Regions from separate parts of the Homo sapiens genome. Here region 2 is linked to region 1. Evidence: read pairs that join two places in POLR2A ChIA-PET (ENCODE). Cell type or tissue: GM12878. All regions are shown on one strand. Links, peaks and the distances in the headings refer to the core of each region. The heading gives the core; the rest is flanking DNA.

What was found. Peaks named below come from ENCODE experiments on the same cell type or tissue, not always from the same donor. Only the 100,000 strongest peaks of a DNase experiment are listed, where the experiment ranks them.
Region 2: POLR2A ChIA-PET joins it to region 1 with 10 read pairs; 2 of 35 experiments call an interaction of 5 or more read pairs at or near these places.

Annotation. Positions count from the first base shown.
Region 1 is chr15:82,835,943-82,852,385 of GRCh38, reverse strand. WHAMM (WASP homolog associated with actin, golgi membranes and microtubules) reads right to left here. Exons shown (of 10, transcript NM_001080435.3): 10 at 16,278-16,443. It overlaps HOMER2 (homer scaffold protein 2), which reads left to right. Exons shown (of 9, transcript NM_004839.4): 7 at 134-244; 8 at 1,155-1,235; 9 at 2,483-3,403. The coding sequence ends at 2,671. Among named protein-coding and RNA genes, the nearest start is that of WHAMM, 35 kb to the right of the region's middle. RefSeq lists an enhancer at 1,810-2,585. In GM12878, for the core only: no CTCF peak of the experiment used is centred there; no DNase peak of the experiment used is centred there.
Region 2 is chr15:82,886,960-82,903,402 of GRCh38, reverse strand. It overlaps HOMER2 (homer scaffold protein 2), which reads left to right. Exons shown (of 9, transcript NM_004839.4): 2 at 10,562-10,718. It overlaps LOC105370928 (a long non-coding RNA gene), which reads right to left and starts at 10,601. Exons shown (of 5, transcript XR_007064741.1): 1 at 10,541-10,601; 2 at 3,769-3,815. In GM12878, for the core only: no CTCF peak of the experiment used is centred there; no DNase peak of the experiment used is centred there; H3K27me3 peaks cover 90 bases.

The DNA of each region.
Region 1 (16,443 bases), core at 5,621-13,620:
CAAAGAAAATCTTATAAGTGGATTAGTTTAGGGTTTATTTTAAAAGAAAAGAGAAGCATAGCTGTGGTGATCTCTTGCTTAATGACTAATGTTAAGCTGGCGTCCCTGCTTTCCTGTGTGGTGTGTATTGAAGATTGATGAGCTGGAAGAACAATGCAGTGAGATCAACAGAGAGAAGGAGAAGAACACGCAGCTGAAGAGGAGGATCGAGGAGCTGGAGGCAGAGCTCCGAGAAAAGGAGACAGTGAGTAATGGTGCTCCGAGCAGGGCCCCTTGGCGTCCTCTTGGCCTTGCGGGGTGGCACACAGCAGGTGTCTTGGGGCCTATGACTGGCCCTGGCAGCTGCCTGGATAGCAGCACGGAGAGAGAGCTGGGAGCCACAGCAAGGTGCAGACAGGCTGGAGCAAAGGCCTCCCCATGACCTCTGCCGCCTCCCTGTTACCCCTGTTCTATAGCTGGTCGTGCAGATCCACAAGGGAGCTGAACATTTCACAAGACACTCAGATGCGTTTGTCATCTGTCCTCAGAAGTTGAGTTTTGCTGCCAAATTAATGCCGCTAGAGACCCATGATGTAACCACTTATTTTCTTTTTTAAAAAAATTTAAAATGTATTTATTTTATTTAAGATGGAGTCTCATTATGTTGCCCAGGCTGGTCTTGAACTGGGCTGAAGCATTCCGCCCACCTCAGCCTCCTGTGTAGCTGGGACTATAGACACACGCCATGAGAGCACCACACACACGTGCCCACCACACCGCAGCCCAGCTCCCGGCGCCAGCCACCTGCACTCACTGCCACCATGCCTGGCCTACAGTCATTTATTTTCTAGGGGGCAGACAGTTAAGTGCACACATGTTGGAGGCCGTGCTCATGTTACCAAACTCCCTAGGCCTCACTTTCTCCACTTATAAAACAGAAATCGGAAAAACATCTGCCTTGTGGTGGTGTGTACAGACTTCACGTGACAAGGCGTGTGACACACTTCACCCTTGAAATTCCCTGAGATGAAGTATTCGCATGGTCACTATCACTGTCTATGCAAACAGGACAGGGTCCCAAAGCTGCTTCCACGAGCGTGCACACATTGGTGATTTTCAAGAATATATTTTATCTGACTTGCTTTCATGTTCTATCTCAAATTTTTTTCATGTAGGAGCTGAAAGATCTCCGAAAACAAAGTGAAATCATACCTCAGCTCATGTCAGAGTGCGAATATGTCTCTGAGAAGCTAGAGGTACGTGGGTTGGGGGCACAGCCATCCTGGCTCAGACAAGAAGGCACAAATGTCATGGTACTCATTTTCCTGCTTCCTATCACTTTCACACTGAGAATGCTGAAGGAGAGATTTTCTATTCACAAAAAGCTGGCAGTGACTGCACGCCAGATGGCACCGCATCCACCCCTGCCCCCGGGGCAGACTCAGCAACGTTTGTCTTTTGGTTTTGCAAGTTCTATGAAGGCCCCTGTGCATCACCACAGTGTAGACGACTGTTTCCTTGCAGATCCCTGGTGGGGGTGAGGAGCGGGGGGGCGGCCTGAGAGCCCAGGGTCAGGGTGTGGGGCCACTTCAGCCACTCCCCTGCCAGTGGCCTTGGGCACTGACCTTGGGCAGGCCTTCCTCCCTATCCTCAGATTTCTGATCACTAAAATGAGGATTTTCAGGGCTTCCTCCACCTCGGAGCGCCTCTTCCCTGCAGGTCCTCTGATATGCACACGGCGCTTCATGTAGTTACATGACCCTGGAATTGGTAACTGCTTCCTGTGCACATGTTCAGAAAGGTCTCTGTTTATTCCCTCAACATAAAGCTCTTATTTGATATGAAGAGTTAAAGGCTTATGGCTCATTTAAGGACTCACAGCTGTCCTGTCTTTGGGAACCTGCTTGTGATTTACCTAGATGTGCCTCTGTAGGCTTGTGGGGCCCAGCGCCACAGAACATCTCCATGGTAACAGCATCAGAGGGTGCACAGACTGGCTGTCCCTGAGTCATTGGCATGGCCAGTCCTTCCTCTCTGAGGGCCAGAGGCTGGCCTGGGGCTGAGGAGGCCACGCCTCTCTGTGGGACCAGGGGAACGAGCCACTCTCCCATCTGTTCTGTCTCTCAGGATGGAACTGAAATGTGGTCTCTGCTAGCCACTCAGACAGGGATTTCAGACTTTCCCTGCTGGGCCCTGTGTGAGGTCTCCCTCAGGCAGGACTCTGCGTTCTGCCTGCTTTGTTGGGTCTTGGGTTTTCAGGCTGGGTGTTGGTCCCTCTGTGGGAGAGCAGGCAGGAAAGGAGGAGGTCACTGAAGTGCCTGCTGCTTCCCTTCTGATGTCTTGGTCACAGGCTTGTGTGCTGGGGTAGCATGTCTCTAGGCAGCTTAAGCCCTGGCCCAGGCCCTCAGATTGGATGGAGAATGGTTGGTTCAGCTGTAGCAGGTTTTGAAGGATGACTCTCGTCACTCAGTTTTCTAGACCCTTCTCCCTTTTGCTTGGCCAGGCGGCAGAGAGAGACAATCAAAACCTGGAAGACAAAGTGCGTTCCTTAAAGACAGACATTGAGGAGAGCAAATACCGACAGCGCCACCTGAAGGTGGAGTTGAAGAGCTTCCTGGAGGTGCTGGACGGGAAGATTGACGACCTGCATGACTTCCGCCGAGGGCTCTCCAAGCTGGGCACCGATAACTAGGGCTGGCCGAGGCCCAGGCCCCGCCCGTGAGTCCCAAGCGTGTGTGCGAGACCAGATAGCTCTAGGACGTTCTTCTGTGTGCATTGCTTCTGTAAATGCAGGCGCAGTTTGTCGTGTTTCCAAACCAGTTGTGCCGTCCACTCACTCCTTTTCAGAATAGAAATCTCCTCTCGCTTCTCTGGCCTTGTGAGGTTGTGGACAACTGGAAGATTCTGACTCAGGAATCCAGAACTAGGTCTACCTTCAACATTTATGCAGTCAGGGCAGGGATGTTTATATCTTTCATAAGGGCTGTTGCAACCATATGAACTGAAAAAACACGCATTTTGTAATCCAAATATTGATATTCTTTACACCAAGCCATCAGGCTCCTTTTATCAAATAGCATTCAGAGTATTTGAATGTCCACCAGACACCAGCCCCGGGGGGCACAGAGAGAACAACATTCCTCTCTGTCAACATCGAGAGGCTTTAAAACAACTGTTTAGTGGAAACTTTCTGAGAGATGGAAAACAAGCTTCTGGTGGGTGCATTTTCTGGCCCGGAGTTGCCTGCATCCACGCTACTGCCCCCTGCCCCCCGCCCCCCCAGTTTGTACGGTTGCAACAGTGTTCCTTTTCTTGGTTTTAATTTCTGAGCAGATGATTGTGCTGTGGGAACAGCACACAGTGAGGGTGCCTAGCACAATGTCTGGCACAAAGTAGGTGCTTAATAAATATTTGTTCAATTAAATGTGTACACAGAATTTAGTGTTTTAATCAAACCCCACAGCAGAGCTGGGACCCTGTCGAATGATGCACCATCTTTGCTGTGCTGGGTAGTTAACAGACATGAATACCACTGTCTGGTCAAACCCAAGCTGGGGCTCGGGTGGCCCTGGGGCAGGGAGGGAGAAGGGGAAGCAGCAGGAGCTGGTCTCAGGCCCCTGGAGCCCATCCGTGATGCTCTGCCCCTGGGGCTCTCCAGACCCTCGAATCACCTTCTCCCCTAGGAATGGTGACCCAGGGATTCCAGGTATAGGGGCTGCCCAGGGCTTGGTACCTAGGGTAGGATTGTCTTATGGGTCTGGACAGCTGGGAAGAAATCACAGGCATTTCGGGGGGAGAGAGCAGCTCAGCTGACAAGCCTTGGCCCTCATGACAGAGGTGTTCCACCCAGCTCTGCGTCCTGCCTTTTTCAGTTTCTCCTAGGGAAGGGACTGCAGCCATAAACCTCTCCTCTCTCACAGAGCTGCTCAGTGGGGCCAGCGGGCCTGTGGGTGCTGTTGGCATCCTGCCCTGGGAGATTGCCCGTGTGTGGCAATAATGGCTTGAATCCCTGGCCCCACACATCTCTAAATGCCTTGAGCAGGGGGGAGGCTTTGGTGCCCCCTCACCCCTTTGAGAACCACCTAAGAGGACTACTCCTTCTAGAAACCTTCTCCCATGGACGTGGTTAGACTTTCTCCCTGCTGAATTTGGATTAATGAGCAAACAACCCGAGGAAGGAGGGAGATGGGGTCCGAACCCAGGTGCCCTGGGCCCCAAGGTGAACACGAGTCCTCCTGCTCTCCTTCCCTTCCCCTCACGGAGACGCCTCTCTGAGCTGGGGAGTCTTGTTTGGGATGTGGATGGAAGGGAAGGCTGGGCATCTGGAGCACCAAGGCACTTTTAGAGGAGCTCCCGCAAGGTGAGTGGGGGCTTTGGTTGAGTACATAGGGCTTTTGGCAGACAGGAAGTGGAAAGCGTGGCCAGCCATCTTTGTGATTCGGGGTAGTCTGCTGCTGGCCCTTCCCTTTCCCCAGAGCTCCAGACGGCTCTCAGGACAGTTGGTAGCAGCTCCCTCCTGGCTGCACCAGGAGACCAGAGAGCCGAGCTGGCTATGAGTCAGCCCCGTGGCCCAGCAGCGGGATAAGGGGATTCTCAAGCCAGCCTGGTCTGCCCAGCAGCAGGCTGGGTGTGTGGCTGCCTGGGAGCAGTGGACACTGGGTTCCAAACACCTTCCGCTGGGGTCTTCAGATGACCTCTGCCTTTATCAGGTGACTTATGAATCTAGAAAGAGCCCGCTTGACTGACAAGAGAATGCTCAGGTGACATGCATAGAATAGTTACTGAAGCCACTTGTACATTCTGATAGCAGTGACTTTAGAAAACTCCAGAAGTGGAGGTGTAGAAAATGTTGGAAGAGCCATTTCCACAGTGGGCTGCTGTGCAGTTGAGACCCATGATCCCAGTTCACCAAGCACTGAAGAGTGTGGTGAGCATCCTGTGGGCAGCAGGTGAGGAACTTGGATTCCTCCTGCTGTGTGTCCAGCTCTACAGCTGTTGCAACCCTGGAGCTAAGAGTAGTAAGGACTCCCTTAAAGGGAAAGGTAAGTTGGGCTTGGCCGTGAAAGCACAACAGCTTTTACAAAAGCACTGAACTTTCCATTCCTTCTGCTTTTCTCTGAAGATCTCAGTGTCTTTTCATTTACTTTCTTTTAAAATAGTGGCCCTGGAGCAACCTGGACGGTGTTCCCTTGAGCTGGTGTGACGTGCCCTCGTTTATTCTGACATCCAGCCCAGTCTCAGTACTGTTGTCATAACCTTACGCCAGACTCAGGCAGAATGTAAGCCATTCACTCGTGAGCATCGCAGCCGCTTGTGCTGCCTGGAAGCTGCAGGGCCAGGACTGCATTTTCAGTTTGCAATTGAGGTCTCCTGATTTTGGTGTTTCCAAGACTGGCTGCTATACCTTGATAAGCTTTCCTTCTGCCTCCATGAAACCTGGTGTCTAAAAAAGATCAACTAAAACTTGGAACCCTTTAACCAAGAGGACCTTTAAAAATAACCTTTCATTCCAGTCAAGACCCAGCTGGATGCATTTTAAAGTTGGGAGTGGCGAGGAAGCCTTCCTAGTGCCGCCCGGGGAATGTAAAACCACCAGAGCAACAGGTTGGGACAGTATGGTCAGGCCTTGGAGGGAAAGAGAACCAGTATCCACACAAGACCTCGAACTTGTGTGGCCCCTCAGTTTCATCTCTCCTGCCTGCCATCACATTAGACTTTAATTGGGTGAGAGAACAGGGCAGAGACTGTCACCTGCATTTTGCAGATGGGAAGTAGAGACAGAGAAAGTGACACGCCCAGGGTCACCCAGCGGTGACCAGCAGCGTGGACTCTGCATCCAGGTCTCCTGGACCTTGATGCAGTATCTTTTGAGACATGCCACTCTAGTCCCTTTGGTGACCCGTGGGTGCCAAGAGAAAATAATTCTTATATCCTGATAAGAGCATATTACAATTATATTATTTCAATATGTGTCCACAGCAAAGGACAGTTTACAAAAATGTGAATCCGAATGACATTTAGGAATGTTTGTTATAAATGATAAGTTCCACTTTGGAATGATTCTGGTTTTGCAGGAATCTTTCCAAGAAAGTTGGTTAAAATGATGTCTCTGCCTGTGAGGCCAGTTCTATGGAAAACAAACACACCCTGAGTTCTTTATTGATGGCTTTAGTGGAGGCAGAGCAGTATGTTCAAAACAAGTGGGAGGCCCTGAGATCGCAGGAATGGAAACAGAGTTCTGGCTGGGGGTGGCCTGTCCACTGCCCGCCCCTTCCTGGAGATGCACTCCTTTCTGGCTTTCTGGGGAGGGAGCAGCCTTGCTCAGTGGTGGGAGCAGCTTGAACGGGACCTGATCAACACCCAGGAAGACTGTGCACAGAGGGCAGTTGGTCTCCAGCCTGCAGGCTCCATGAGCACAGCCTTGATGGTGGTGGGCAGGCGCCTGCCTGCTGTGGACTACATTTGATGCAAAACATCAAGTAAAGGGTGGAGCGTAATACAGTGAATATGCCTCCCAGAAACATCATGCTCTGCCTATTTTAACAGGGCTCTTTTTCTTTAGAAAAGTCTCCTTCTCTATAGAAACCAGGGACAATTTTGGATGAGAGCCAACCACAGGACGCGCTGGGGACGTTATGGTGGGACCTCACATGTGGCCAGGTGCACCTTTGGGAAGAAGGCAGACGTGATGTGACTTAGCACAGGCACTCAAAAGAGGCAGCCACTGGTCTTTGCTAATATCCAGAAGTGGATTGTTTGTTCCATTCATCCTTCTAGAAGCTAAATTCTTTCATTGCCTTGAGACATCACTAGATTTTGAAGCACTTGCAAACTAGAAGCTTGCAAGATCAATGTCCATGTATATTTTTAAAGATATGCATGCTTTAAAAGGACCCTAATTTCTGAGTACATGGCTTCCCCAAAGAAACAGTATATATTCTGGAGATGATGGGGGTTTTGGCATGGAGAGGGACTCCTGTCTAGTCTAGAAAATGTTACTTACATGCCTCTTCCATGTACCGATCTCAAGAATATGGGTTTTCTAGTTGGCTTTAAACACTACCCAGGCAGGAAGGTGGCTTTGGTAAGAATTTTGAGCTGGATGAAATGTTCTAGTGAACTTACGACTGTGTATGTGCGCACGCGTGTGTGTGTGTGTGTGTGTGTGTGTGTGTGTGTGTGTGTGTGAAGAAACAGCAAAAGGGGAAGTGGGAGAAACAGTAAGGAAGCGTTTTTAATTAAAAATATGTATACCTAAGAGGAGACTTTATTTTCTATTTCTGGTGGTGGTGATCTATGTTCTGGAATCCATTTACCAGAAGTTTGTGGATCTTTTGTTTGAAGTGGAATTGTTCAGTGCCCTACTCTCTTTGACGGTGCAGAGCCTTGCGGCAAAGTGTTCTCCTGGGCCCTAGAGACCCCCAGGGCACCTGGCAGGAGCCCGTAAACCACGGCAGAGTCCCAAGTGGTGCATGTTTTGGCGAGTGATGGGCAGGACTGATGATTCACAGCTGTGAGGCTGTGCTATTGTTTTTACCCTCTTGTACTGCTTTTAATAGGAAGTCCCGACTTTACGTCAGTTGTGAGAGCAGCGTCTTATGATGTGACAGGCAAGAAGACATTCCTTGCATCAAATATAAGAGTTTAATGAGAAGAGTGGAGTGGATAAGTGAACTCTCCCAAGAGTACTGTTTTTTGTTTCCCTTTTTAAATGCTTTCTTGGTACATAAATAATATAATACTTTTTTTAAAGAAATTCCAGATGAGTGGGAAAAAAACCAATCACCTGTTATTACACTATCTGATTATAACCACTGTTAACATTTCAGTTTTTATCTTTTCAGACTTTTTTCTATGCATCTGTGTGTGTTTTATTACTTTTTCCATGAAATATAATCATATTATACATACTGTTTTATAACTTTTATCCCTTTTAATGCTATATTGTGAATAGATTTCTATATCAGTAAATATGTAATTACATTATTTTTAACCTCTATGTAGGTTGTACCTTGGATACTTAGGTTGTTTCCAATTTTTTTACTGTTGTAGTCAAGGACATAATGAAGTTCTTCTAACATCCTTGCGAACTTTTCAGAATATTGACTTAGGGTAATTTTCTGAAGTTATCACTGGCTCAAAAGTACGCGCCTCCCTATCTGCGGCTCCTTTCCTTCTGAGGCATACAGGACTTCACCCTCCATCCCCCTTGTACTCATTCAGGGTCCTATGACTAATTCTGGCCAATGAAATGTGAGCACAGGTGACACATGAAGCTCCAGACAGACACTGAAATGCCCATGAGCAGTTCCGCAGTGTCTGCCTTCCCTTCCCTCAGCAAATGCTGATGTCCCAGGGACAGAGCCTCTGTCAAGCCTGGATCCCTGAGTGACTACGTGGAGCAGCCCCCTTCTCCCTTCATGTTACCCTCACCTGCCACCCTGCATGGACGGGTAGCATGAATAAAAAAAATAAACCTTAGGTGTTAAACACTGGGGTTTCAGGGTTAATTGGTTAACTGCAGCATAACATATCCTGTTGCAACAATAAAAAAGAATGCACATTTTTAGGACTTGTAATATGTATTGCCTCAAATTGCCTTCCAGAAAGACAGACCCAATTATACTCCCACCCACAGTGTGTGAGTGTGTACTGCTTCCTCTTTAACACTGGAGTTACCCTGGGGACAGAGAGCTAAAAAAAATATTTTTTTGGTTAAAATGTAACCCTTTAAGGTGTTCAGCAGTATCATTGATTTCTAAGAGGTTTATTTCATAAACATTGTAAAACAAAATTTTAAGTTGCACGTATGGCTTTTTAAAAACGTTTAGACATTTAAAAAAACACCTTTTAGTCAAGTTTATCTGTTACTTTTTTTTTTTTTTTTAATGGTTGCTACCTATGCCGTCATGCTTATGCAGGTCTTTCCAATTCTTTTTTTTTTTTTTTTTTTTTTTTTTTTTTGAGACGGGGTCCACCCTGGCCCCCAGGCTGGAGTGCAGTGGCGTGATCTCAGCTCACTGCAACCTGCGCCTCCCGGGTTCAAGCGATTCTCATGTGTCAACCTCCCTCCTGAGTAGCTGGGACTACAAGTGTATGCCACCACGCCCAGGTAACTTTTTGTTTTTAGTAGAGATGGGTTTCGCCATGTTGCCTAGGCTGGTCTCGAACTCCTGAACTCAGGCAATCCACACGCCTTGGCCTCCCAAAGTGCTGGAATTACAGGTGTGAGCCACCAAGCCCGGCGAGGTCTTCCCAATTCTGATGGCAAGGTTGTATAAATATTCACCACTATCTTATTCTTGTACTTTTATTATTTCTTTCTAAACAGTTAAATCTGTGATCTGGCTGGGCGTGTTGGCTCTTGCCTGTAATCCCAACACTTTGGGTCGCCAAGGTGGAAGGATCACTTGAGTCCAGGCATTTGAGGTTACAGTGAGCTTTGATGGCACCGGTGCACTCCAGCCTGGGGAACAGAGCAAGACCCTGTCTCTAAAAAAAATTTTAAAAACCTCTGATCTATCTGGAATGTATTTTCTAAATTACCCCAACACTGTTTATTGGGAAGTCTGTCCTTTATTCTATATGAAATCCCATTTTTGCCATACACCTAGTAGCCCTTCTGTTGGGTGCCAGGATAAGCACCCTGGCCTTGAGTGTGCTGTGAACTCTTTATTATGGGTTGTGATCTTCCTGCACATTCTAGCACTGGTACCACATTGTTTGGATCGCCATAGCTTTGGACTAAACTTCCCCATTAAACTTTTTCAAAACTTGCCTAGTATATTGTGCAGGCCGGGCATGGTGGCTCACGCCTGTAATCCCAGCACTTTGGGAGGCCAAGGTGGATGGATCACCTGAGATCAGGAGTTCGAGACCAGCCTGGATAACATGGCGAAACCCCATCTCTACTAAAAATACAAAAAAAAAAAAAAAAAAAAAAAATTAGCTGGCTGTGGTGATAGGAACCTGTAATCTCAGCTACTTGGGAGGCTGAGGCAGTGAACCCAGGAGGCAGAGGTTGCAGTGAGCTGAGATAGCACCAGCCTGGGCAACGGAGCGAGACTCTGTCTCAAAAAAACAAAAAACAAAACAAAAAAAAAACCTTCCAAAAGAAGTTTGAGATAATTTTATGTTTAGAAAAATTAGAAATTGGATTGAGTAAAATTTACATATTTTACACAAGAGGACTAACATCTTTATAATATTTAACCTTTCAGTAAATTTATGTTTTATGTTTCTCAGCCTATCTTTTCTAGTATAGGTGATTTTTTTAGTGTGGTTACTATTGTAAATGAGATCCTACTACTTTAAAAAATGAAAATTAAATCTATCGCTTTTATGACTTTAAAACATTAGACTTATGTAAGTGTAAACATTATTTAAAAACATAATGTAGAAAATTAAAGTCCCCCATAATTAAAATCCCTTTCCCCCAGAAAAAGTCAACAGCATATTCATCAGTTTTTTCCTAAAGTATGTTTTAGCACTTTGACCATATGAGACAACCCTTCTGCTGTTAGCATTTTTCTCTTTGCAATAGATCTTCCTATGTCAGTACACATCAATCTACCTCATTCTTACCTCTGCATAAGAGAGTAGTGTGTAGTTGTATAATAGTTTAACTTGGCGATTGGTTATTGATTTTGTAACTAGCCAGTTACTGAATTATTCTAAAGGTTTTGCTGTTGTTAATTTCTTTCGCCTTTTTCAGTTGGGTAATAGTTCTGGGTAGGTTGATAATTTTATTCCCATATTTGTAATCTTATTTCACTTTCTCAACTCATCACATTGACTGGTACTTTTAGAACAATGTTAAAAAACATTTACATAATTGTGCTGATATTGTACATTATTTGATATATATATATCAAATTTTTTTTACTTAGAAGAGTGTTTCTCCAAAACTATAAATTTGACTCTTAGTGTAAAATAATCTTAATATTTGAATTATACATTCAGGTTATGCCCTCTATTTCTAGTTTGATGAAAATATTATTAGTAATGGATGTTGGGGTTTTATTAAATGGCTTTTTTCCACATCTGTCAAGATGATCAACTGGCTTTTCTCTATTATGACTTTAGATGAATCGTTTTAATAGATTTGCTAATGTTAAGACATCTCTGCATTTCTACAAGAATCTGATGTAGTCATAGTATACTATTCTTTTAATATACATCTCCTTTCAATGTTAACAGTGGTTATTTATGATTGGTTGGTCCATAGTAGATTTTTATTTTGTGTTTCTTATCTGTACTTTCTGATTTTTCTACAAAGATTGTGTATTACTTGTATAATAAAAATAAGAGCTTTAAATTGTGAAATTCTTCTGGATTTGGTTTTCTCATTTTATTATGGAATTTTTCATACCTAAATAAGATGAATAGTTGGGTAATTTTTTTTCTGCTTTGTCAGTTATTGGTGTTTGTTAACTTCTTAAAAAAATTAAAAAGAACTTGGGAAGCTCTGTTTTTCTATGCCCTGGAAACATTTAAATATTTAGAATTTTTTGCTCTTTGAAGTTTTTATAACATGTATGAAACTGTCCAAATCTAGTAGTGCCTTTTTAGGAAATATGGGGTTGTTGTTTTTTTTTAATTTTTTTCATGCTCATTATTTTCTTCAAACTTTATTTCTATTCTGTAAGTTTTTGGCAATTTAAATTTTCCCGGCTAAGCACAGTGGCTCATGCTTGTAATCCCAGCACTTCTGGAGGCGGAGGCAGGAAGATTGCTTGAGCCCAGGAGTTCACAATCAGCCTGGGCAACATAGTCGCTACTAAAAATTAGCTAGGCATGGTGGTGTGTGCCTGTAGTCCCAGCTACTCAGGAGGCTGAAGCAGTAGGATCACTTGAGCCCTGGGGGCCGAAGCTGCAGTGAGCCGTGAGCATGCCTGGGACACAGAGCAAGACCCTTTCTCAAAAAAAAATTTTTTTTAATTAAGTGAATTTTCCTAAATAGTGATTCTGTTCTATTTTCAGATTTGTTGGCCTGGAGTTGTAGTATTCTGCTTCCTCATTCCCATGTTGCGTGTGCTTTCCCTTTTTGTTCTCATTGGTTTTTCCAGAATTACTCTGTTTCATTGATCTTTTCAAATAACCAACTCTGAGATTTATATCTTAATTTTACTGTTTTACTATTTCATGATTCTTTTCGTTTTGTTCTTAATTTTTTCCTTTATTATTTTCCCACCTTCTTAAGTTACATGCCATTTTAACTTTTTCTTACTTAATAAAAGACAGTTACTAACATTGTAAGGTACGACTTTTCCTCTAAATACATCTTTATCCATATCTCTTAAATTTATATTTAGTGTTCTAAGTTATAAATAATTTATAATTTCAGATTTGACTTTATTTTTTACTGGAGTTTTTTGAAATTATACTTTTAAATTTCCAGGTAGTTTATTTTGTTGTTGTTTTTTAGCATTTCTTACAAACTTCTAGTTTTATTGCCTTGTCAAAGAGAGTATGGCCTGTACAATTTGTGTGCATTTTGGAGATCATGGATGTTTTCTTGAGACCTGATTTTTAGTTTTAATACATATCTCCAGGAAACTGAAGAAGAAAGCATATTCTCTGAAGGGAACAAAATTCAATCAGATGTATTCATTTGACCTTACAAAGTATAATATTATGGACCTTTAATTTTAATTTACTTGATTCATTAAGGCTAAGAAAGATATGTTCGTCTCCTATTATTGTATTTCTGTCTGTTTCTTTTGTTTCTAACAGTTTTTGCTTTGTTTCTTTTTGATGTTATTTGGCAAATGATCTTTTTATATTTAAGGGAAAAAATATTTTCCTTTAAAGGCTTGTATACCTTTGTGAATTTTACCTGATTTTGTTGTAATAGTTTCTGTAGAAATACATAGTTCAGTAAAATATTTGTGTCTGTTTTTAAGTCAACAGAAATCTTTCAGAAATCCTTTGTATCTTGACAAGATACTTTGGAAGTTCTTGATCTCCCTAAGTAGGCTAATGTCCTTGCAGGCTACTCCTGAACCAAAGCATAAGTGGAAGTGGGGGCTGGGGCATATTAGGCTTGGGATTTTTTGAGTGTGCCAATGTTTCTGGTTCTTGCTTTGGGGCAACCCCATGCTTAGGGATGTTTAGGGGATGCCTGCCCTTCATCTGGTCATATTCTGCCTCAGTAGGGCCCACACAAAGGCAACCTATGAGGCACTTTTCTTCTGTGGGGACTAGCCTTCTGAGAAGGCAGGAGAATGTAGCTTTATATGCCTGGCTATTGGGGTAAAAGCTAATCTCAGAGACTCATTCCACCAGATAAGATTTTGGTTTTTTTTTTCTGTAGAGTCAGAGTCCCGCCATGTTTTCCAGGCTGGTCCTGACTCCTGGGCTCAAATGATCCTCCTGCCTTGGCCTTCCACAATGCCAGAATCACAGGTGCAAGCCACCATACACAGCCCCCACCAGAAAAGGTTTTTCCAGAGCTGTTGGAACAGGCTATTCACATGGCAAAGTCTGTATCAAACACAGAACCGGCTTTTCCCAAATGTGTAGGAGTGGTGAATCCCAGCCCTCAGCTCAAGAGTAAAAGAAATAGGACCTTCTCTATTTTTCCTTCATTCAAGTGAGTGTTGATTTTTGAGCCCCTGTTCCACCAGGCTCATGCAATTTGACTCAGTCAGCTTCAGCACTCCCCTTTCTCCAGAGGAGAGTCCTTTACAGTTCTGGGGAGCTTACATATTCCAACATGTTAAGGGGAGGGGATTCACGTCTGCTGAGATATCCCCGTTTCCTACCCCGCTGGATACCTCATGCCTCCATCCCATGCTTGGGACATAGGAATTAGCTGTTCTGTGCTGTAGGAATCTCCATGAAGCTGTACTTGGCTCTGCCTGCCTGGGCCCTCCCTGTAGCCATGCCCTGTCTGGCGCCACAATGACTTCATTTAACTTGAAGGGACTGCTAGATAAGCCCAATGTGTGTTTGCACGGGAGTCAAGACCACTGAGTGGAAATAATTCTGTGGCTGCCACCGATGCTGTTTGCATTGCCGAGAGCCACAGTTCTACCCCCTACTTCCCAGCAGTGGCCCCGCTGCGCCTGCCAGAGTTGTTACCATCTCTGTGCCCTTTCTCTTGCTTATTGCACAGTAGGTTACACAGTCTTGTGCTTCTCCATCTTGCCATGTCATCTCTTCACTCTACCGCTGCTCTGACCGGCCCATGCCTACCCTGTTCCCGTACCCTCCAGGATCTCCTCCGTTTTCGTATTCCTTTAATGCAGAGCTGCCAGAGGCTTCTTCCTAAAGCATAGACAGATCAGGTCCTAGGACCCTGCAGGCTCTTCCCCTGCCTGCCCAGGCCTTGCTGTGCACTCTCCCTGTGTTCTTCTTGCTTATGCTGTTCCATCCCTGGAATCCTTTCCTGCTCCAACTCCATTCCTCTTTTAGGCCCCAAAGGCCCCAGCCCTCCGGATGAAACTAAACCACTACCAGGGAGGGGGACTTGTGCCTCTTCCATCGTCCTTTTCATACTTACAGCTGTTAAATCATTCATTCATGTTTTCATTTAGCAAATATTTATTGTGCACCCTCATGCCCAGGCCCTGGGAACACCACAGTAAGAAGACTATTACTTTCCCCAGATCTGCTCTGTTCCAGTGGAGGGGTGAGCTGCTCCATTGCAGGCGTTCATGGAACTCAGCTGATGGGGGATTTTGGAGGCTCCCCCACAAGGCAGAGCTCTCATAGGCAGCCGACGACAGAGGCCAGTGTGCACCCCACTTCTCCAGACTTGGGACGACCTGGGACATTCTGAAGACCTCATGAATACCAGGCTTCAGGATCGCTGACCCCAGGAGGAGCCCACGGTGGCTCTAAGTGTACCTGCTTCGCTGTTCCTGCGTCACCAGCCCACTAAGGTCCTCTGACTTTTGTGTAGTAGCATTTTTCTAAGGACAATCTGCAGAGCAGCTGCTTCAGAACTATTTGTGTTGCCGGCCCATCCCAAAAAAACCTGGATGAGGACCCTTGCATTCTGGGCCTGGAAATCTTCATTCTAGAAAGCTCCTTTTACTAGACAGAATAATGGTCCCCAAAGATGTCCACATCCTAATCCCTGGAACCTGTGGCTATGTTACCATAGTTGGCAAAAGGGCCCTTCAGATGGAGAGATGATCCTGGATTATCCGGGTGGGCCCAGACTAATCACACAAGTTCTCAGCAGCAGCAGAGAACCTTTCCTTGGGTCAGAAAGAGATGTGATGATGGAAGAAGGGTCAGATACGATGCTGCTGGCACTGAAGGTGGAGGAAGGGGCCACAAGCCAAGGAACAGGGGCAACCTCTAGAAACCAGAAAGGGCAAGGAAATGGCTTCTCCCCGGAGCCTTTAGAAGAGAACACAGCCCTGTCAACACCTTGATTTTAGCCCAGTGAGACCCATGTCAGACTTCTGACTATGGAACTGTAAGATAAGAAATTTGTCTTTTAAGCAGCTACTTTTGTGGTGATTTGTTATGGCAGCAATAGAAAACCAATGCACTCTCATGTGCTTTTACACACCCTATGGTCTGAGAGCCTCTGCCCCATAAATCCACTCAACTACGTGGGTTTCACATGCCATGTGGCCTTTAACCAATAACCTCCTCATTCTGGCTGCCGTTACCACCTGCCTGATTCCCTAGTTCAAATTCTGAAGAGAGAATGGACGAACAGATGAATACACAAGTCTGACTGGCCTAGCTCAATGCTTTTCACTCCAGGACAATCCATAGGATTGGCTGTACTAGGAGCAGATGCCAGTCCTCCTTTGTACCAGACTCCCAAGACAAAGTACATGGCTGTATAGGAGAGAGAGGTCAGAGAAGACCTGGCGGAAAAGGCTGTGGGGTTGAGACCTAAGGATGGGCATGGGTTTGCCAGGACATGAAGGGTGCAGGGAGAATTCCAGGCACTTAAGAGAGCAGGCCCTTTGGGGGCAGGCAGGAAGCAGCATGGTATTGCTGGACTAAAACCTGTGGCAGGGGCAGGGGCTGCCCAGGGGAGGCAACCAAGTCTCTGAGGGTTTTGTCTGCCAGGCTGAGGGGCTGCCCTTCCTGTGTGGGCTGGAAAGCCAGGGAGAGGTGAAGACTGGCAGTGCTTTGGAGGCCGACTGGAGAGCTCTGAAGCTGGGCAATAGGAGACACTTGTCCCCACTTCCTTGGCTCTGAATTCCCTGAAGCCAAAGTCTGGATTGACTTCAAGGCTTGGCTGGAAAAAGCAGGAAAAGGGAGAAAGGAAGGAGAGAAGGTTCCAGAGGAGGAAAGGAAGCGTTGATGCACAGAAGACACAATTGGGCCAGGAATTTTTATTGTGAGAACGTTCTTTTGAAAAGGATCCTTTTTTCAAAGGCCTCTTGTGTTTGGCAGCCCTTAGAAAGCAAATTCTGAGAATTATTTTAGCCTGATTAAGCTCGCTGGTATCTCAAAATACTGAAATTATAAATACGTAATTACAAA
Region 2 (16,443 bases), core at 3,512-11,511, 53 kb before region 1:
GACCTCAGGTGATCCGCCCACCTTGGCCTCCCAAGGTGTTGAGATTACAGGCGAGAGCCACCGCACCCAGCCTTTTACTTGTTAAAATGGAGTGGCGACTTCCAAGCTCTTCACGTGCTGAACTGGAAACTGGAAATGCTCCCGACGCCATTTTGAAATCTCAGGAACCCACTCCCTTCCTTCGGTCCCTACCGCTCTAGGCCAGGCCCTCATCTCCAGGTGCCTGGATGATTGCGAAGTGCCTCAGTAATAGCTTCCGGTCTCTTCCCCCTTCAGCCCATCTTCAATAGAAGTGCCACAGTGATCCCTCTAAATTGTAGTTCTGATTGTGCCACTCCTTTGCTCAGCATTTTCTAAATTTATTTTACTATGGAACAATTTACATTTTGAAACACTAGTGGAAGATCAACCGATCATAAAATATAACAGACTCTTAGGTGGACAGCAAGATATGGTCTCACAGATGAATTAATTGCTGGGAGATTATTCACATTTGTGTGTGAATGCTTTGTAACAGAATAAAACAAAATTATTTTCAGCTTAAGAACAAAGTATGTAAGTAGATATCTAACTTCATTTTTATTGTAGATGAATATAAAAGCCCTCAGTATTTAAAATTGAGAACATTATTTTTCCAGTCCTTTAAAAAACCGTATCTAGTCAATATTAAGAATAATGTTTCCAAGTCATACCCTCATATCAGGTATGGCATGACGTCTTCCATAATTTGTTTCATTACAGTGTAATATGAAAATCTTTGCACACAGATGTGTTATAGCAAAAGGAAGAACACAAACGGTTCCTTCGGGAAGATTTTGTGCTCTCTTGAATTCAACTGTCTCAGAAATCATTAATCCTGTGACTTGGGCAGCATACCACCTGGTTTTTTAGAAATCACTTGGATATTGGCTGGGCACAGTGGCTCATGCCTGTAATCCCAGCACTTTGGGAGGCTGAGGTGGGCGGATCACAAGGTCAGGAGTTTGAAACCGGCCTGGTCAATATGGTGAAACCCTGTCTCTACTAAAAATACAAAAATTAGCCGGGCGTGGTGGCAGGTGCCTGTAGTCACAGCTACTCAGGAAGCTGAGGCAGGAGAATCACTTGAACCTGGGAGGCAGAGGTTGCAGTGAGCCGAGATTGCACCACTGCATTACAGCCTGGGTGACAGAGAGAGACTCGGTCTCAAAAAAAAAAAAAAAAAATCACTTGGATGTTTTCCAGTTCTTAGCTTGTGGAGTTCATATGTGAATCGTAAACTCTTTTTGTTTAAAACTTCCTTTGTTCATGATAGATTCAGGTGGGATGAATTTTTATAGTATAAATGTTAACCATACCATCTACAGAATAAAATCACAAATATATGTTGAAATCCTGAGACAAGATTCCTTCTATAGACAGCATACTGTGGATAGAAAGTAACCATCCATGCAGTGGCTGCTTTGTCAGAGCAAGAATACACCTGTGTTGTGGCTAACACGACAGATACCTGTGTATTATGCAGCCCCCAAGCTATTTCCTGGCAGTCTTGGCTTGAGAACACTTCTTGAAGGTGATAGCAGATAATTATGAGAATGACTATCCAAATGCTTTTAATGTTTTTCCTACATGTATGTTTTTTGGAATGTATTTGGAAGAGAAAATAGCTCCACAGAGCACATTAGGGAGATGCTGGCCCCGAGTTAAAGACTGATGTCCTTAGCCTGGTGCTCAGGCTCCATGGCTGTCTGGTTTTGGCCCTCCCTGAGACCTCATCTCCTGCCACCCGCTTCCTGTGCCACACAGTGGCCCTTGCTGATCTCTTGAGTGCACCTCTGGTGCCTGAATAGCTGTTTCCTCCCTTATCTGCTAAACCTAGCAGATTTGCTGGGCTCTGGACTGAGGTGGAGGGAGATATATGTGTGGAGGTGGGAGAGGGGTTTCTGTGCAGGGGTTCAGGGGTGCTGTTTGAACATAGGATGGCATTGCTATGTTGCTAGTGAGTTTTATTTTCTCTTCTGTCCCTGTCCTAGACTTCCCCTTCACTTCACTCATCCCTGCCGCCGTAATGTTTACCTATCCTGCGTCCTCAGAGAAGCCTTACCTCCTCCTCTGCACCCCTTTGCCTGTATTTGTTTTCCATCTCAGCTTTGCTTCTCCACAACTCTGCCTGTCTCCCTCCTGGCTGTCCAGGTCCTCACCCACTGCCCTGGGCCCATCCAGCCCTTTTGGAGAATCGGGACCCTTTTCCAAAGCACATGAGAATGGATCTGATGGCTTTTCTGGGTAGCCCTCTGCCTGTGACCCAGCCCCAGAACTTAGTCAAACTCACATCTCAGGAGGGCCAATAGGAGAATGTATGTTCAAAGCTCCTTAAAAACTGTCAGACACTCTAGGAAATAAGGTAGTGTCATTAATAAAGCCTGTCAGCATTCATCAGCGGCACTTGCCTCATCCATTCCCTGGTGTAAATGTGACCCAAAAAGGGAATTCCTAGTCAGAGGACTAGGAGGATTTGTGACAAGTATTTCTTCTATCAGATCACTAATTTATCAGGTTTGTTAATTGGGCAGTTTGGGGGCAGGAAGAAAATAACTTTAATAGAATGGGGCAGCTGTGACCTCCTTGAAGGGGCTCAGACCAGGCAAGGAGACAGACATCTGGCTAAGGTCCAGCAGATGCAGACTCTTCCTAGGGTGCATTGTTGTAACAGGATTTCTGTGTCTCCACTAATGAGCAATACTGCCTGTGTCATGCACTCACTTCTTTAGGCTTCTATTTCTGGACTCTCTGCTCTTCCATTATTTACCTACTTATTTGCTAAGACCTTCTGCCTTGTTTGCTATAACTTTATAATAATACATTTCAATATCTGAGATGGCTAAAACTCTTCATTGCTTTTCATTTTCAGAATATTTTGGCTGTCCTCACATAGAGTTTTCCAGTGAATAACCCTGTCTAGTTCTAAAAATAATAATTTTATTATGTTAGATTTATATATTAATTTAGGGATAATTGACAGCTTTGTGTTGGCTTTCCCATTTAAGAATATGTCTTATTAAAGTTTTCTTCTGTGTGCCTCAGAAGTTTTTGTTCTTACTGTATTTATTTATTTGGGTTTTTTAAAAAATGGGTCTTGCTATGTTGCCCAGGCTGGAATGCATTAGAAATTCATAGGCCCAATTCTAGTATGTACTAGAGCCTGGTCTCAAGCCATACTCCTGCCTCAGCCTCCTGAGTGGCTGGGACTATAGGGGCACACAATTGTACCTGGCTTGCTTTTATTTTCTAAACATAGATCTTGCATGCTTCCTAAATAGAGTCCAAGAAATTGTATCCTTTTGGTTGCTACTGTAAATGGGATTTTTGGCAATCTATTATTATATATTTTTTATTTTGAGATGGAGTCTCACCTACTGTGTTGCCCAGGCTGAAGTGCGGTTGCATAATCTCGGCTCCCTGCAACCGCCGCCTCCCTGGTTCAAGCGATTCTCCTGCCTCAGCCTCCCAAGTAGCTGGGATTACAGGTGCCCACCACCACACCCAGCTAATTTTTACATTTTTAGTAGAGATGTGTTTTGCCATGTTGGCCAGGGTGGTCTCAAACTCCTGACCTCAAGTGATCCGCCCACCTTGGCCTCTTAAAGTGCTGGGATTACAGGCATGAAACACCTTGCCTGGCCAGACAATCTGTTATATTTTCTATCTGGTTGTTTGTGTATTTAGGAAGGCTACTGATTTTATTAGTGATTTTATACCTAGCCACCTTACTGAATTTTGATTACTCACTTTTTCAGTTGATTTTCTTGGGTGTTCTCTATGTGCAATTCTATTATCTGCAAATAAGAATAACGTTACTGTGTGGATTTTGTATAAAAGTAGAACTCCAATATGCTTGTAAGTTAGATTCTTTGCATGGGAGAATGTACAAGAAAAAATTTCTGTCCACATCTCCTTTTTCCTTCAGTTCTCTGTTCTGGGTTCTGAGGATTTGGCCCTGCTGGCTGGCGTAGCCTGTTGACCACCTAGAGTGTGGGTCAGGGGCCAGATGAGCCCATGCTTCCAGTCCCTTGTGATGGGTGACCAGTCAAGGGCCTGTGTCTTCAGAGCACAAATCAGACTTCACAAGATGCTATGACAGTACATGAAGGGACAGTGAAGCGAGGATGTATTGGGTCCAGTGATGGGCACATGCATTGGCTGGGATGTGTGAAAGTACAGATGATTCAGAAGTTCTAGAAGGAAAGCAGCAGAAGCCCTTCTGGTGAGAGGGCAGGGCCAGGTGGTCAGGGGACAGCCTGTAATTCATGCAAAGCACTGGGAGCTGGTCCTGTTGGGGACAGAGCCAGGGAAGCCTTTGCAGCTGGGCAGGCAGAGTGTGACCCATCTGGACTAGAGGAAGACCTGTCGGTTGGTGTAGTAGATGGTGTTTGGAGGGGTTTAAGACTCAAGACAGATACAAACTAATTAGGGTACCTTACAAGACTTTGTAATACTGTAAAATAATGTCTGAAGGGTTTGTTTTAATTCAAATCAAATAGAAGTAGGAAAAATAAGAATTTTGATGTTTTGTAGGTTTATGTCAGAAAAAGTGTGGAGCTAAACATTGCAAGTGAAGAATTATAAGTTAAAACATCATTTCTCTCTCTCTTGTTTCTTTGCAAAAGTAGTCGTGCTAATTCTTTGCAGAATTATTTCACATGGAGCCAGAAATTGTTCAAAGCAGGAGTGGCCTCTTTGCCGAGTGGTTTTCATATTCCAAACATACATATGTTGCACAGAGTATCTAATTATTCTTGGGAACAATTACTGTCAGGTTCCAGAATGTGTTCAATGAACAGCAATTGGTGTTTATTCAGCTCTAAAGAGACTATGCAAGGAACGGTAGGTTATATTGTCTGTCTAAAGAAGCGTTCTGCCATCCGGAAACATCTGCTTTCTATTTAAAGCACTGAAGAAGGAATGGGAGTATATTTGAAATTTACTCTCTGAACATTGAACATCAAAGGAAGGAGAATAAATTTGGATATGAAGGTAATTTCTGTCCTCTGATACACTCTCTTCAGCTTTTCCCTGCTGGGAAGGAAACGCAGGTTGGAAAGTTCTGATTCTCTTAAATCTTTCTATTTATATTGATTTGCACACTGGAGGAAATGACTTCTATGTCCTACTTCTAGCTCTTTTGCTTTCTCAAGTGAAGCAGAAGACTCTTTCAAAGTCAGGGTCTGCTTTTCTGAATTTTGTGGTGAGGTCTCTGTTTGGATTTTGCCCATAAAGGTGTTAAGATTTGTTGTTCAGTTTGCCTGAAGTGATCCTGTGACCTTTGATTTTCTGTGTGGTGAGCCCTGCCCACTCACAGCCCTGTTGGGAGGATTAAATGAGAACATTTATGGTTTGCTTGGTGTGTAGTAAGCTTTCTGTGAAGGACAGTGTCTCTTCTATTGCTACGTAATAAACTGTCACATACATAGCATCTTAAACCACATTGCTGTGTGTCTGGAGTCTGGTATAGCTTAGTTGGGCCCTTTGCTTCAGGGTCTCTTGCAAGGCTGTAATCAAGGTGTTGACCAGGGTTGGAGTCTCATCTGAAGGCTCACATATGGAAAGATCTGCTTCCAAGCTCATGTGGTTGTTGGCTGAATTTCCATTCCTCCAAGGGAGTTGGACTAAGGGCCTCAGTTCCTGTCTGTCAGTTGGCTGGAGTCTTTCCTCATTTCCTTGTAAGGTGGATCTCCCTAATATGGCAGCTTGCTTCATCAAAACCAGTAAGGTAATTTATTGAGAGAGTCTGATAGGAGACAGATGTCATAATCCTATGTGACTTAATTACACAAATGACATCCCATCACCTTTGCCATATTCTGTTGGTTAAAAGCAAGTCACAGGTCTCACCCACACTCAAGAGGAGGGGATTCCATAAGGGCATGAACACTAGGAGGTGGGGGTCACCAGGAGTCACATCCGAAGCTGCCTACTACAGACAGCTATTATTATAGGAAGAGAGAATAACATAATGGCTGAGAGGGAGGGTTTCCATGTCACTTAGAAATAATATCAAATTGCTGGGTGCAGTGGCTCAAGCCTGTAATCCCAACACTTTGGGAGGCCGAGGCATGTGGATCATGAGGTCAGGAGTTCAAGACCAGCCTGGCCAAGATGGTGAAACCCCGTCTCTACTAAAAATACAAAAATTAGCTGGGCGTGGTGGCAGGCGCCTGTAATCCCAGCTACTTGGGAGGCTGAGGCAGAGAATTGCTTAAACCCAGGAGGTGGAGGTTGCAGTGAGCCAAGATCATGCCACTACACTCCAGCTTGGGCGACAGAGTGAGACTTCATCTAAAAAAAAAAAAAAAAAAAAGAAATGACATCAAATTTCAGACCTGTCATATACTGCATGACCCAAGTCAGGTTACCTGGCCTCTCTGAGTTCCTGTTTCCCCACCTGTTCAGCCCCTTCCCTGTAGGATTGTTGCAGTTTCAAAGTGGAGAGCGAGCCTAGCAGAATGGTAAGTACTCAGTAAAGGTCAGCTACGAGCTTTTCTTCTCCTTGCCTTTCTTTTTTGCCTTTTTTTGAAATATCATTAGACTTTTTGGATTGTAGAAGAATAGCATGGAACTCCCCAGTGCCCCCAGACTTGGTTATTCATGTGAAATCCCAGAGCGGCGGGTAGTTTCCTGCCAGACTGGCCGTGCAATCCTCCCCTGTTTGCCCAGGGGCTCGAGGATGAGGAATGCAGGTCTTTGGCCTCTGGAGGGCCATAGCTTCCTGCCATGGTGACTACCTCAGAATGGAGCTGCCAGGAGGCCCTGCAGTACCCCTCCCAGGTCTCTGTGCCTCCCCTCACACTGGAGCAGCCACTTGCCCTGCAGAGGGCCTGACCATGTTGACCAAGAGTGTGGCCAGGTGAGCCATTGTGTTCTTCCAACATCGTTGCATTTCTACTTGGGGGTCCCGAGGGCAGCTCACCATGACTTCAGTCCATCCACAGAGCTGAGCAGGCAGATTTGGAGATGGAACCCTTCTTGTCTACTCACTTTGACACCTGGATCATGCCGAGCAGACAGCCGGCTGCTTTGCCTGTGCCTGGTCAGGAAGCTCTGCCATCTTCTCGGCTCCCTGTGCCTTCCCCTCCATCTCTCCACTTTGCTTTCCTCACTTCCTCCCTCCTGTAGGCCTCAGGGACAGAGAGTGCTTGCGGAAGGCTACTGCTGGGCCACCACAGGCCGCACTCATCTCCACCCTCCTTCCTGACCAGAACAGCTCTGCCTCCCCTTGCCCCTTGCCCCCATCCTTTGCATCCAGAGACCCTGTTCTTGGTCCCCCTGTTGCCCCACCTCCAGCCCCCTCTACAGCTGTGGGAGAACTTTCTGGAGTCTCCCTGTGTCATTCAGTCACCAGTGTTGTTCTGGAGTAGAGATGCTGGCTCTAGGGGCCACTTCTTTTTTTCTTTTTTAGATCATCTGATTATATCTAATGTGAATGTCTCCCCAGCTTCCTTGAAAGTAAAAATCACCTGGAGTTCTTAAAAATGGAGCCCCTTGGGCCCTTCCTTGGAGAGCCAGGTTCAAGGGGGGCTAGGATGGGGCCTGGGAACATGTATTTTTAGTAAGTGTACCAGCTAATTCCTGTCATGGAGATTTAGGGAACACCCGTCTAAGCATGCCCAAACCGAGACCCAATCCCTCTTTTCTGATGTAGGGAATAGGAGGGAAGATCTGAAAGTCTGGGTCCCTTCCCAGAAAGGCCTTCTCTAACCCGTGGGCCCCCAGCCCAGCCCATTTAGTGCTCTGACAATGAGGCATAATTTGATTCTTCAACAAATGTTCTGTAGTTGCTGCCCTTTAAATTGCTCCTTCCTTTCACGTATGTAGGAGAATACTGTGTGTGGAAGTGTTTTCCTTTATGGTGTTGTACTTAGATGATTAGCAAAATATGGTGCTGGGCTGAGAGTGGCACAGCTGGGTGATCCAGACTGCAGACTGGATTATATCACATGGATGGGGTATGAGGGCTTGCACTGATATGCACACACTCCCTGTCGTCTGGCCTCTCTTGACAGCAGATGCGGGAAATTACAGTGAGAATCTTCCTTTTGTTTCTAACAGCTGTCACCCAGCTGCTGGAAGGGTGTTGGTTTAGCATCGAGTGTGTGGGTGAACTTGGTCTCTGTTTGAGGGAATAAAAATGCCCTAGTAATCCACAGCCCCAGAGGCACTTGTCCTGCTCCAGGGGACCTAGAAGGGAAGTTTCAGGGAGCAAGGAATGCTGCTAGCCTCTGTTCTGGAATGCTGGCCTCTGTAAACAGCTGCATTGAAGCAGCATTAATAGCATGCCTGAGGAGAAACAGGCATAAAGAAGATTGCTGCATTTCTTCAAAACCACGGTTGATGGTTGATGCTGCTGGTGTTACTCAGTAGCCCTTATATGAGGCTCAAATGGCAAATTGGTTTTCTAGGAAAAGTTTCTCAAGAGCATTCTTAAAATTTTAATAATGAGTATTCTACATTCAGGATGGATTCAAAGACTGCTTCGCCTAAAATCATTCCATCTAGAGACTGGAACACTTCAAATTCTTTTCTCTTTGATTTTTTTTTTTTTGTATCTTGTCTATGTCTCTTTTATTTTATCTCTTTTGACATTGTAAAGATTTAAAAAATTGTCTAAGTTACCTTTTAATTTTGTGTCTCTAATAAGTACTTATTAAATCTGTAGCATTTTATAAACAATGGGACTATTTTTTTTTTTTTTTTTTGAGATGGAGTCTTGCTCTGTCGCCCAGGCTGGAGTGCAGTGGTGTGATCTCAGCTCACTGCAAGCTCTGCCTCCCGGGTTCACGCCATTCTTCTGCCTCAGCCTCCCGAGTAGCTGGGACTACAGGCACCCGCCACCATGCCCAGCTAATTTTTTGTATTTTTAGTAGAGACGGGGCTTCACCGTGTTAGCCAGGATGGTCTCGATCTCCTGACCTCGTGATCCGCAACAATGGGACTATTTTTACACGTTGATGGCTTTTTTTCTATTTGTATCTTATTTTGAACACTTAAAGGATTTTTGAGCCAGTCTGTGTAAAGATGCTTTCTTCAAAAATAAATGTATTTTGTGATAAGTCTGTGCCATTTTGCATTACTTTGGGAAGTAGATAGCTTAGAATACAAAATGCAGTGAAATCCATTACAATTTTTATTCATCTGCCTTGTTTCTAAATGCGTATTGTCAAAATCTAATTCCCCACTCAACAGAAAGAAACATAGGTAATATGCAAATTTGGTGAATCGCATAAAATGCTTTAGGCATGTGGAGTGAAAAAGCAACAATATAGAGGCAAGAATAGCAGAAGGGATGGATTTGATGAATTTACATAAAACTCAAAAGGTTTATAAGTTGGAAACATCAAATTTGAAGGTTTGGTCAGGTTGTTGAATGGTTCCAGAAGTAGACTGAAGAGATACAGAGATAAAAAATAATTCTATCATATTACCAGGTGCAGTGGTTCATGCCCTATAATGGCTCATGCTGGGATTATATCCCAGCACTTTGAGAGGCTAATGTGGGAGGATCACTTGAGATCAGGAGTTTAAGACTAGCCTGGGCAACACAGAGAGACCCTGTCTCTACCCACCACCTCCCGGCAACATTAGCCAAGTGTGGTGTCACGTGCCTGTAGTCCTAGCTACTTGGGAGGCTGAGGCAGAATTGCTTGAGCCTCAGAGATCCAGGCTGCAGTGAGCTATGATTGCATCACTACGCTCCAGCCTGGGCAGCAGTGAGACACTGTCTCTTAAAAAAAAAAAAAAAAAGGCGCAGTGGCTTACGCCTATAATCCTAGCACTTTGGGAGCCCGAGGCAGGCGGATCACAAGGTCAGGAGTTCGAGACCAGCCCGGCCAACATAGTGAAACCCCGTCTCTACTATAAATACAAAAATTAGCTGAGCGCAGTGGCACACGCCTGTAATCCCAGCTACTCAGGAGGCTGAGGCAGGAGAATCGCTTGAACCCGGGAGGCGGAGATTGCAGTGAGCCGAGATCATGCCACTGCACTCCAGCCTGGGCAACAGAGCGAGACTCTATATCCAAAAAAAAAAAAAAAAAAAAGATAAAATTATGTCATTCATAAATTACTGCAAATTTGAGAAGTACTTAATAGAAATATAACATTAAGCTGCAAATAGATTGGAAAATCCTAAAATTGTTGCAGAATCCCCCAAAATTTGTCACAAAAATTCTAAAAAGTGAATTGGTTCCAAAATCCTAAAAATGACAACAGGATGTCAGAAAAAGTATAGGACACTTGACGGGGATTCGAAAACACTGAACAAGGAGTTGCCTTTTAAGCAAATTGTTCATTACACCAATTGCCCTGCAGTCTCGGGATAACAGCTAAGTGGAATGTGGTTTGCAAAAACTACTCACTGGTGTCTCTTTTTTTCTTCTCTCTTTGCTTTTATTTTAATTGTCTTCATGCATATGTATGTTTCCCTATAAGCTATTTAAAATCTTTTGGGGCAGTAGGTGGCCTAGAAATCATAAATTATACATTAAGTCATGTTCTCTCAACTCACACGCCCACTCTCTTATTGCAGAGAACAGCCCATCTTCACCACCCGAGCGCATGTCTTCCAGATTGACCCCAACACCAAGAAGAACTGGATGCCTGCGAGCAAGCAGGCGGTCACCGTTTCCTACTTCTATGATGTCACAAGGAACAGCTATCGGATCATCAGTGTGGACGGAGCCAAGGTACCACCCCCTCAGCTGATTTTAATACTCCCAGTTGCTTATCTTTCATCCAAGATGCACCCAAAATCCTGCCGTCTTAACACATAAGTTATTGTTATAATGTCTGTATAACATATTCTGTTCTTTTTGCATTTAAACTTACGGTAAATGGGGAAGAAAAATATTTCTCTGTTACCACTGTCTTCATAACTAACATTTTAATGCCTGTATAATAATTCTGCCGACGGCCTATAATGCTCTTAATTTCCCCCCGTGGTTGGATATTTAAGTGGCTTCCAATGTTTTGCTATTATAAATAATGAGCATCTTCATGTACCAAATATCCTCAATTGTTCACATACCATTGCTTTCTTTTGAATAGTCCTTAGGATAGATTCCTAGAATATTATGGGGCAAGATATTAACACTTTATGGCTCTTGATGCATATTGCCAGATTGTTTTCCAGAAGGGTTCGTTCTTCCAGCCTGTATGAGAGTGTCTGTTGTTGCACCCTTGCCAGCATTGGGTATTGTATCTAGTCGGGTTTTGGTGTTATTAGGCATAGGAGTTGAATTTTATTAAGTGGTTTTGGAGTATTTCTTGAAATACATATATATTTTTGTTATTCTGTCTCCCATGATATTTTTGCCACATTATCATGGGAACAGAATTAAGAAGGGATACCAGCAGAAGTATCACCAAGTCTTTAAAAAAAAAAAAAATAGACCTGCTGGTTTTCTGTCTTCATCCTGCTGTACATTTTTTACATGGATTATCTGCTGCCACCTGGAATTCAGTGTATCTAAAGCTGAATTCCCCTTTTTGTCCTCTAAACCACCTCTCCATTTTTATTCCCCAATCATTTGGGCTAATAAAGCGAAACATAGAGTCCTTCTTTAAGTTTGTCAAGTGAATCTGCCTTTGAAGTGTCACCCACTCGTGCCTGCTCTTTTAAGACCATAACTCTTGTCCTATCACAGTCTTGCCTGGACTCCTGCAGTAGCTGCCTCATCTCCTACCTGCAGTCTAGTCTGACTTTTGCCTCTAGATCAGCCTTCCTATGCAACAGGAAGCAGGGGAGTGGGGAGTCAGGGGCTGGGCAATAGAATGGGCCCTGGGTAAAGGCTTCTCCCCACACTCCACAAACAGAAGGTGTGGGGAAGCCTCCAGGGAAGCTCTCCCAGGGAAGGCACGAGAGCCTGCTGGTGCCTCCCGATCTCTTCAGGAGATCAGGGCACTTCAGCCCATGTTCTCTAAGTGACTGCTTTTTACCCTTTCTCTGCACTTTGGCAACTGCAGATAAAGGTGGCTTGACCCTGGGATCCTCTTGTTCTCCCTTCCAGTTGCCACAGCCCTTCTTCCTCAGGAAGGGACCCCAGAAGTCCTCATTTTACAGCTGAGGTCTAAGGAGAGGCAATGACCTGGCCCAGGTTCACGCCTCTGGGGAGGCTTTGTAGGCCGGGGCGGGTGCCCAGTTATTTGCACACCAGTTCCTGGTTTGTTGGGTTGGAGCAGGCTTCTCCTGGCTGGTAGAGGAGAGTTTCCTGACACCTATCAGGCGGGTAGTGTGTTATCTCCCTCCGCTTCAGAGATGAAGGAACTGGTCTTTCTGCCTAAGCAAGCAGGATGATAGTAGGATGATAGCGCATCCCCAGGATCTGGTGATCTGATGAGCAGTAAGGAAGTGTGCTAGTGCCTGGCACATAGTAGGTAGGCACCTCGTGTTTGATGGGGGAACATCTGAAAGGTGCCTTTATTTTTTTCCTTCTGAGAGACATAGTGATGCCACAGTTGTAATTACCGTTTCTCTCCTCTGTGCTTCTGCGCTGGAATTGCCTGGACTCTTTCCAGGATGTTCTGACAGCAGTGGTGAATCAAGCTGACCTGCTTTCTTTTATCTATAGATTCTGCCAGTTCATCTGCCATCCTTCGATGGGTTTGTACTTTTGTCAGTTGAGTTATCCAAGGATATATCGGGCTTAAATATAGATAAAACGACTTTCTTAGAGCAAGTGCTTTAGTCCTATTAGCTGAGCTTTTAGTAATTCGTCAAAGTGTCAGCCACTGTGTCGTTATGGCTCTGCAGTTCCTGAAGGCTGTGACAATGTGGTGGGGTTCAAGCCAAATATGACAGTTATGAGAAATCAGATGGGTGTGGGAGGGTAGGCTAAGCCCCTGGCTGTGGCACAGCGCTAGTCCAGGCTCAGTGTGGGAGAGTCATCAAGCTATAGACTCACTTACAGGCTGGGAATCCAAAACCTAGGCCATGGGGTGCTGCTGGAACTCAAAGCCAGCCAGAGGATCTTGGACTACCCTTTCTATGGTGCCCAGCCACCTGGTTTTTGTTGTTGTTGTTGTTTTTTGAGACAGGGTCTCACTTTGTCGCCTAGGCTGGAGTGCAGTGGCACGATCTCAGCTCACTGCAGCCTCCACCTCCCAGGATCAAGCGATTCTCCCACCTCAGCCACCCAAGTAGGTGGGATTATAGGTACCCACCACTATGCCTGGATAATTTATATATTTTTGATAGAGACAGGTTTTGCCATGTTGGGCAGGCTGGTCTCAAACTCCTGGCCTGAAGTGATCTGCCCCTCGGCCTCCCAAAGTGCTAGGATTACAGGTGTGAGCCAACGCGCCCTGCCGCCACCTCGTGTTCCTCCCTTAGTGCTGTGGCACCAGAGATCCATGACAGAGCCTCCTTCTGCAAAAGGAAGCATCCCATGAGGGAACAGAAGGCCCCAGGAAGTGGGGAGTAGGGTGGACCTCAGTTGTTTAATTACTACAGTTGGCATTCAGGGATTGGGGATGGGAGCACGTATCCTGTCTGGAGAACCTGACCACACTGCACTGGAAAGTGGTCCCAATGCACATTCAGCCCTGCTGGGCCCTCTCTCGACCTGGCAGGCAGCAACCTGTAAACCCAGCAGCCTAGGTCTAGATCATACCCTGTGCCTTCAGCTGTTCCACAAGTCGGGTGGGCATGGAGAGAGAACCCTAGGGTGATAGCAACTGTTGCTGCTGCCTGGTCCCCCGCGGCTTGCCCCTTCCCCACCCATTACTAAGGTCCTCATCTCCCTGAGCCCAATCTCGATCCTGCCTGAATACTCCAGATGGATCGCCTGCTGTCTGCAGACTGGAATCAGGTGCAGTGTGTTGAGCGGACTGCTGGGCATCTGTGCTGATGCCAGTGCCTTCTCCTTATGGGCTCTTGTCTGTTGCCCTTGCCCACCCTCACCCCCATCTCTGTTCAGTCGGCTTGGTTCCACTTCTGTTCTTATTCCTGAGCATCTATTCTGGTTCCATGTTCACTGGCTACCCAAGCCTGGAGCTCTGCTCCCTGCCCAGCTGCACGTCCCAGGCCTCATGCATGCCGTGGAGCCTCAGGCAGACCACTTAGGAATGGATGCACCTGGGCTGGGGGAGTATGAACACTTCCTGATGTCCTCATTGTGTTCTACCACACTGGGTCAGCCCCACTTTGTTTTAGGCCTTTGATCCCAAATGTTGATCTGAACCATGATGACAGGTGGTCAGATGCGTTTAGCTTTTGGGGCTGTGTCTTAGCTCATGGGCTGCACCTCTGTGACTTTGGGCAGGTCTAGTGCCTGAGTCCTGCCTCTCTCTGTTGGCTGGGCCACATCAAGTATATTACTTTGAGCTTCTGAGTGGTACTTCTGGGCCATTCGTTCCTCTCAAAGCAGGAGGCTGTTGTGGGCTGGAAGGGGAAGCCGCCTCCACTCCTCCCCAGGGAAGGAGTGGATGTGTTTCAGTAAGAAGTGGCTGGTGGGGAGGAGCCAAGATGGCCGAATAGGAACAGCTCCGGTCTACAGCTCCCAGCGTGAGCGACGCAGAAGACGGTGATTTCTGCATTTCCATCTGAGGTACCGGGTTCATCTCACTAGGGAGTGCCAGACAGTGGGCGCAGGCCAGTGTGTGTGCGCACCGTGCGCGAGCTGAAGCAGGGCGAGGCATTGCCTCACCTGGGAAGCGCAAGGGGTCAGGGAGTTCCCTTTCCGAGTCAAAGAAAGGGGTGACGGACGCACCTGGAAAATCGGATCACTCCCACCCGAATATTGCGCTTTTCAGACCGGCTTAAGAAACGGCGCACCACGAGACTATATCCCACACCTGGCTCGGAGGGTCCTACGCCCACGGAATCTCGCTGATTGCTAGCACAGCAGTCTGAGATCAAACTGCAAGGCGGCAACGAGGCTGGGGGAGGGGCGCCCGCCATTGCCCAGGCTTGCTTAGGTAAACAAAGCAGCCGGGAAGCTCGAACTGGGTGGAGCCCACCACAGCTCAAGGAGGCCTGCCTGCCTCTGTAGGCTCCACCTCTGGGGGCAGGGCACAGACAAACAAAAAGACAGCAGTAACCTCTGCAGACTTAAGTGTCCCTGTCTGACAGCTTTGAAGAGAGCAGTGGTTCTCCCAGGACGCAGCTGGAGATCTGAGAACGGGCAGACTGCCTCCTCAAGTGGGTCCCTGACCCCTGACCCCCGAGCAGCCTAACTGGGAGGCACCCCCCAGCAGGGGCACACTGACACCTCACACGGCAGGGTATTCCAACAGACCTGCAGCTGAGGGTCCTGTCTGTTAGAAGGAAAACTAACAACCAGAAAGGACATCTACACCGAAAACCCATCTGTACATCACCATCATCAAAGACCAAAAGTAGATAAAACCACAAAGATGGGGAAAAAACAGAACAGAAAAACTGGAAACTCTAAAACGCAGAGCGCCTCTCCTCCTCCAAAGGAACGCAGTTCCTCACCAGCAACAGAACAAAGCTGGATGGAGAATGATTTTGACGAGCTGAGAGAAGAAGGCTTCAGACGATCAAATTACTCTGAGCTACGGGAGGACATTCAAACCAAAGGCAAAGAAGTTGAAAACTTTGAAAAAAATTTAGAAGAATGTATAACTAGAATAACCAATACAGAGAAGTGCTTAAAGGAGCTGATGGAGCTGAAAACCAAGGCTCGAGAACTACGTGAAGAATGCAGAAGCCTCAGGAGCCGATGCGATCAACTGGAAGAAAGGGTATCAGCAATGGAAGATGAAATGAATGAAATGAAGCGAGAAGGGAAGTTTAGAGAAAAAAGAATAAAAAGAAATGAGCAAAGCCTCCAAGAAATATGGGACTATGTGAAAAGACCAAATCTACGTCTGATTGGTGTACCTGAAAGTGATGTGGAGAATGGAACCAAGTTGGAAAACACTCTGCAGGATATTATCCAGGAGAACTTCCCCAATCTAGCAAGGCAGGCCAACGTTCAGATTCAGGAAATACAGAGAACGCCACAAAGATACTCCTCGAGAAGAGCAACTCCAAGACACATAATTGTCAGATTCACCAAAGTTGAAATGAAGGAAAAAATGTTAAGGGCAGCCAGAGAGAAAGGTCGGGTTACCCTCAAAGGAAAGCCCATCAGACTAACAGCGGATCTCTCGGCAGAAACCCTACAAGCCAGAAGAGAGTGGGGGCCAATATTCAACATTCTTAAAGAAAAGAATTTTCAACCCAGAATTTCATATCCAGCCAAACTAAGCTTCATAAGTGAAGGAGAAATAAAATACTTTATAGACAAGCAAATGTTGAGAGATTTTGTCACCACCAGGCCTGCCCTAAAAGAGCTCCTGAAGGAAGCGCTAAACATGGAAAGGAACAATCGGTACCAGCCGCTGCAAAATCATGCCAAAATGTAAAGACCATCGAGACTAGGAAGAAACTGCATCAACTAATGA